Linked DNA regions of Homo sapiens: region 1 is linked to region 2. Evidence: chromatin contacts called from ENCODE Hi-C or POLR2A ChIA-PET data. All regions are on one chromosome and are shown on one strand. The core of a region is the stretch at or near the end of the contact, and the rest is flanking DNA. Distances in the headings are between cores, read along the strand shown.

Region 1 (2,700 bases), core at 39-2,538, 3.2 Mb before region 2:
TCAGTCCTTTTGTTCCCATAAGTAACGTGTATTCAGACAACATGCTTTGAATTTGGTTTGGAAAATAGGATCACTGTAATTTATAGCAGCAGTGAGAAGACTGGTAGGAAGCTCCACTTCAGCTTTGCCTATATCACGTGCTGAATTGGGCATTTACAGAAATGGAGAATCATGGTTGGGCTGTGCCGAAATAAATCTGAGCCTGGGGTAGAAAGAGAAAACTGCCTCATATTGAATGCCTACTATGTATATGTTTGGCACTGTGCTAGGTGCTTTCCCTATTGACAGCTGCTCTGGCTAGAATTCTATCCTGGATCCAACTGCCACTTAAATAATATACCCCCACCCCTCAACAACAACAACAACAAAACAAACACATATGCCACATGGGGCTTAGTTCATTAAGACTCGTCACAGCTGCCACACCCTCTTTAAGACCCTGGCACCATAATTAGGATAATAGAATCTCTGGGTTTGGAAGTATCTTTGAGGTCATCTAGTTAGAAGGGGTGGCAGCTGTTCTCTTTACCATGGAGTTTGAGAATGACAGTGCTCAATTCTCTCAATGGGAGGTGCAAAATATGTCTGGGGCTGTAGTCTCTGCAGGCAATCCCATAAAAGATAAGGCAACGATAAACAAGTGTGAAGCTTGAAATACGTCCTAGGCGGAAAAGGGCAATGGGAAGAAATATGGCTTACTGGAGCCCTTATACAATGTAAAAACAAACAAATACTAAAAACGCCCTGGCAGAGATGTAATGTCAGGCCCTTGGATTCAGGGTAGAGGCCCACAAAAGGGATCCTGATTGACACAGGTTAACCCTGTGTCAAAGAAGAAAGAGTCTCTTCTGTTGGGTTCACCAGCTCTGAAGTACCTAGCCATCCTCAAGCCGCTTCTTCTTTGCCCTGTTATGAGAAAGCTGGGAAACTCTCTCCTTTTCCAGGAAAGAGGGTGAGGGACGGGGATTAAGGGGCGTGAACGAGAAAAAGCAGGTAGAGGTACTGAAATGTCTGAGTAGTGGTAAATGCAATCGTCCTGGAAGCAGGGGAAGGTATTTCACGCCCTCTCAAGGTCCCTTCGGTTCAAGGATACCGTCATTCTCCGGCTCTACTAAAGGGGAGGGCCTGCAACGTCCATGCTGCCATGGAAACGCGCCGCCGTGTTCCTTTTTCTTACGTGGGGCAGGGCACTCTGCCGCAGCTACCTATCATCCACGGGATTTCTTGAGTGGCGGGCGGCGGCAGCGAATGGACGATCCGATATTGTGTGACGTGACGGGAAAGGGGGAGTTCGCGGCCGGTGGCGGCGGTGGCGACAGCGGCGACCTAGGGATCGATCTGGAGGGACTTGGGGAGCGTGCAGAGACCTCTAGCTCGAGCGCGAGGGACCTCCCGCCGGGATGCCTGGTACTGTTTGGAGAGAAATGGGAGTGCAGTGGGCTCTGAAGGCCTGGATTTCGGGTCTGAAGGGATGGCTGACCGGAGGGGGCGGGGTGGCAAGCATGGCGGCGGTGACGGGGAAGGGGTTGGAGGGCCCTAAGGAGGGGGTGGGGAAACGTTAGCTAAGAAGGCTTGGTGGTCGTGAGGAAAGCTGAAAGGCTGTGGGGCCTCTGGCGAACAGATTTTAGAAAACATTCTTTTGGGGGGAGGTAGAGGCGCCAGAAGGACGTGGCGGGGGGGATGGAAAAAGGGGCGGGGAGAGAAGAGGTTAGGAAGGAGGGGAAAGGGTGTCTACGAGAAGGTGATGAAAAATAGGGAGGGATAGTCAGGCTTATTGTAAATAACGAGGAATGGTGACTTGGTAGGCATGATAGGAAAGTGCTTGCAGCAATTATAAATATAATATTCTAATTGGAGGAGTCCTGAAGTGGTCCCGTTTCCCAGCTCTTGTACTTCCGCCCCATTATTTAGGTTTAGACTGCGTGAGCAAGGCTAGTAGGTTACACGGAACTGATCTTTTGTTATTCCATTCCAGGGGAGCAGATGGACCCTACTGGAAGTCAGTTGGATTCAGATTTCTCTCAGCAAGATACTCCTTGCCTGATAATTGAAGATTCTCAGCCTGAAAGCCAGGTTCTAGAGGATGATTCTGGTTCTCACTTCAGTATGCTATCTCGACACCTTCCTAATCTCCAGACGCACAAAGAAAATCCTGTGTTGGTGAGTGATACCTTGTTTGAAGAAGATTGAGCAGATTTTTTTTTTTAAACCGAAAACCAGCAAACATAAGTATTTAGAAGATCATTACCTTCTCAATAAAGTTGATTGGAAAAATTGTTCACAAATAGTAGGTTTCATTTTGAACTATTTCATATATAATGGGGATATTTTGTATGTGTATTTTCTAGGATGTTGTGTCCAATCCTGAACAAACAGCTGGAGAAGAACGAGGAGACGGTAATAGTGGGTTCAATGAACATTTGAAAGAAAACAAGGTTGCAGGTGAGGTGTTTAAAGCTATCTGTCCCCTTTGCATTTTTTGGGTGCTCTTGTTGGTGCTGGGTGGATTTAAACTTTATGTGGTTGTGTCGAATGTATGTAAGGAAGCCTACTGTGGTATCTGCGTAGTAGTCACTCAAAAGTTGATGTGCTAGTGTCACTGATTAGATTGGTATTGTCTGTATTCCTGATTTTGTATTAAGGTTTGTTGGTAAATGTCTTTCATGCTAATATCCAGTTATTTTTTTCAGACCCTGTGGA
Region 2 (2,700 bases), core at 129-2,628:
GGATATACATAGAATTCTATGTGATTATAGCTTCTAGTGCATATGTCAACAACTATATACAGGGATCTAGAAATTTAATGCATCTCTGGCCACTGCAACTAGGTTGACGTACCTGAGCTCCACTACTTTTGGTGCCCTCCTCCTTTCGAGAGCTTCAGCTTACTTAAAAAGAGCCCCTACAGCTCCATCCTTCCCCTGAGTCTTGGGGGAAAGCCCCAGTCACCCCTGCATGTAGGATACACCAGAGCGAGCGGCGCAGAAGGGTTTGGTGCCGGGATCTCCCCACCCCTCCCCCCATCCCCCTACGGCTCAGGGCCCTGGTGCAGCACGGTCCTGGGCAGCAAACCCCCAGCCCCCCGGCGAATCGTGGTCCCTTGGCTGAAGATCTGGCTGCGGGCCTCCCGCTCCGGGGCCAGCCGGCGATGGTGGGAGTGTGAGGGGCGTTCACTCTCGTGGGGGTCACTCCCGCGGGCTCTCCACCCCATCCTGCTGCGAAGTCCTGCCTCTGGGCTTGGGGAGAATGGTTCCCGGCGGCCCCCAGCGCGGAGGGCTTCAACGACTCCCGGGCGCCGCCGCCGTTTCCTCTTCGTCCTCGTCCGGCCCCCGAGGCCGCTCGAGCGGCCCGGCCGGGGGGCTGTCCGCAGGGGGCTCCGGAGGCGCCGGTCGCGCCGCCTGCAGTGGGGGAACGTCGCGCGGCGCCTCGCGGCGGGACGACCCAGTGGTGTTGGGCCCCGCCGCCGCCGCCCCCGAAGTCCCAGACGGGCCAGTGGCGTTGGAGCCGCCGGGGGGCGGGCCAGCGGCTCCCCCCGAGGTCCCGGCGCCCACCGGCTGCCAGATGAGGCTGTAGTAGACGGCGAGCACGATGGCGGCCAGCGACACGGAGAGCACGTAGGCGAACACGGTGGCGAGCCGGACCCACTTCTTGTTGGTCTTGGCCGCCATCTTCGCCTTCTTGTCCCCGGTGTAGGTGGCCGGCTTGCCCCGCTCGGCCGGGGCCGCGTCGCGCTCCTTCATGGGGGGGCCCCGGCCTTTGCCCCGGTGCTCCACGGCCCCGGCTGGAGGGGGCCTGGCGGCCTGCAAGGACTGGGCAGGGGGCGGCCCGGCGCCCTCGGTTCCCGGCGGCCCCGCGCTCCGCCGCCGCTCCTCACGCCGCCCGCCCGCAGCCCGCCACCGCGTTGCTGCAGCCGCCGCCGGGGCCTGGACCAGTCACCGCCGCCAGCGCCGCCGCCGCCGCCGGCCCGTCAGCTGCTTCCCCGCCGCCGCCACAGCCACAGCCGCCACAGCCGCCACAGCCGCCCGGCTCCGCGTCCCCATCCGCCGCCACGCCGCCGCGCGCTCCGCCGCCGCCTGCCCGGCCGCCGGCCGCCTGGTCTCCAGTGGCCGCGCGGACCGCGCGCTCCGCTCCAGCCCGGCTCCCCCGCCTCGCGCGCCGGCAACAGGGGGCGGGGAGAGCGCTGCTGGGGGCTGCCCCTTAAAAGGGCGACGCCGGGGTCCGGAAGTGCCGCGAGGGGAGGCGGCGGCTGCCGGGAGCCGCGAGCCCCGCCGGGACGCCCCGTTAAGAGAGAGTTAAGGGAGGCTGGCTCTTAAACGGGCGACGTCACCGCGACCCCTGGTGGGCTGGCGCGGCGTAGAGTGGAGCCCCGGGCACTTCTTTAAAAGGGGGAACGGCGTTGTGCGAGGCGGAGTGCGGAGCTAGAAGGGGGCGGTCGGAGCGCGAGCTGTCAACTCTGGCGCCTCCCCGCTCCGCCCCGAGGCTCCGAAGTGACAGGTGGAATAGCAGCCTGGGCTTCGGACTCCAGGCCTAGGTTTATCCTCTGGGAGGGGACGGTAAGAGGGATAGGGAAGATACCACGTTCCAGCTCTCAGCTTGCTCCCCGCACCGCGTACCCCCTGGGTGGGTCTCCCAGGCCCATTCACAGCTAAAGAACCTGGTTGACGCCAGGGGTAGGCGGTTCTGGCACCTGGAGCGCTCACTGGGGCCGCAGCTGGTTGTGTTCCTTCCACCCAGTCCAGGCTGGGCTTCGGAGCTCTACTGAAGTCGTCGCAATTGCGTACCCCAGCCCGCCTCACCCCGCCAACCCTGAGCCTCCGGGACAGAGCCACGGACTGAGCTGTTCTCCAGACTCGCTTGCCACCTTAGTCCCAAAGTTCGCCGCAGGTCGCTGGTCCCGCTTTTTGGGTCTTCCAATTCCTGGTTTTGGCCTGGATTTGGACCCAAGGAGCTGCACTGAACCTGAGGAGTTTAACTCTCAGGACTCCTAGAGCGTTTTCACTCTCAGATCCCCTCCAGACCTCAAGGCTTGGGCGGTTGTCCCCTCCCCACTTTCCCATGTGAGGTTTGTCTTCTTTGGCTCCAGGCCAGGCGCCAGGCAGTGGGCTCTGTGCCTGGTCTTTGGACCCCCTAGGTGCTAACAACCCTTCATGCTCAGACTCTCCCTTGCGGCTTTACTTGTGCCCTCCCCCTCCTTCCGCTCTCTGCTCTCCCTGCCTTCTCTCCTCCCCATTCCCTCTCTATAAGGCTTTCCAGAATTCTGGTTCCCTCCTCCTTGGATGCTACTTCCTGTGTTCCCAGAACTGGGCATATGGACTGCCTGGGTGTCTGAATGAGTGAGGGAGACTTGTCTGGGCGTGTGTTGGGGAACAGAACTGTGGTTCTGATGGGGTTCTGTGGGTGAACCCTCCCTCAAGCCCCTGCAAGTG

What was found. Hi-C counts contacts between places; a loop is a spot of excess contacts on that map. ChIA-PET counts read pairs that join two places held with the same protein, here RNA polymerase II (POLR2A). Pooled maps may share reads with other maps.
Region 1: a loop to region 2 is called in a map of posterior vena cava, with 24 times the contacts of the local background. The contact joins the promoter of TP53BP1 here to the promoter of INAFM2 in region 2. A Hi-C loop is called at or near these places in 1 of 168 maps with a recorded cell type or tissue (posterior vena cava) and 1 of 50 pooled maps. POLR2A ChIA-PET finds 5 or more read pairs at or near these places in 1 of 52 experiments (activated T-cell).

What each region holds. Positions count from the first base shown.
Region 1 is chr15:43,491,744-43,494,443 of GRCh38, reverse strand. TP53BP1 (tumor protein p53 binding protein 1) reads left to right here and starts at 1,288. Exons shown (of 28, transcript NM_001141980.3): 1 at 1,288-1,407; 2 at 1,976-2,160; 3 at 2,349-2,442; 4 at 2,691-2,700. The coding sequence starts at 1,401. RefSeq lists enhancers at 847-1,553, 1,554-2,262.
Region 2 is chr15:40,322,370-40,325,069 of GRCh38, reverse strand. INAFM2 (InaF motif containing 2) reads right to left here and starts at 1,378. Exons shown (of 1, transcript NM_001301268.2): 1 at 1-1,378. The coding sequence starts at 1,014. The coding sequence ends at 553. It overlaps LOC112268152 (a long non-coding RNA gene), which reads left to right and starts at 1,427. Exons shown (of 3, transcript XR_002957721.2): 1 at 1,427-1,827. RefSeq lists silencers at 671-900, 911-990, 1,321-1,690.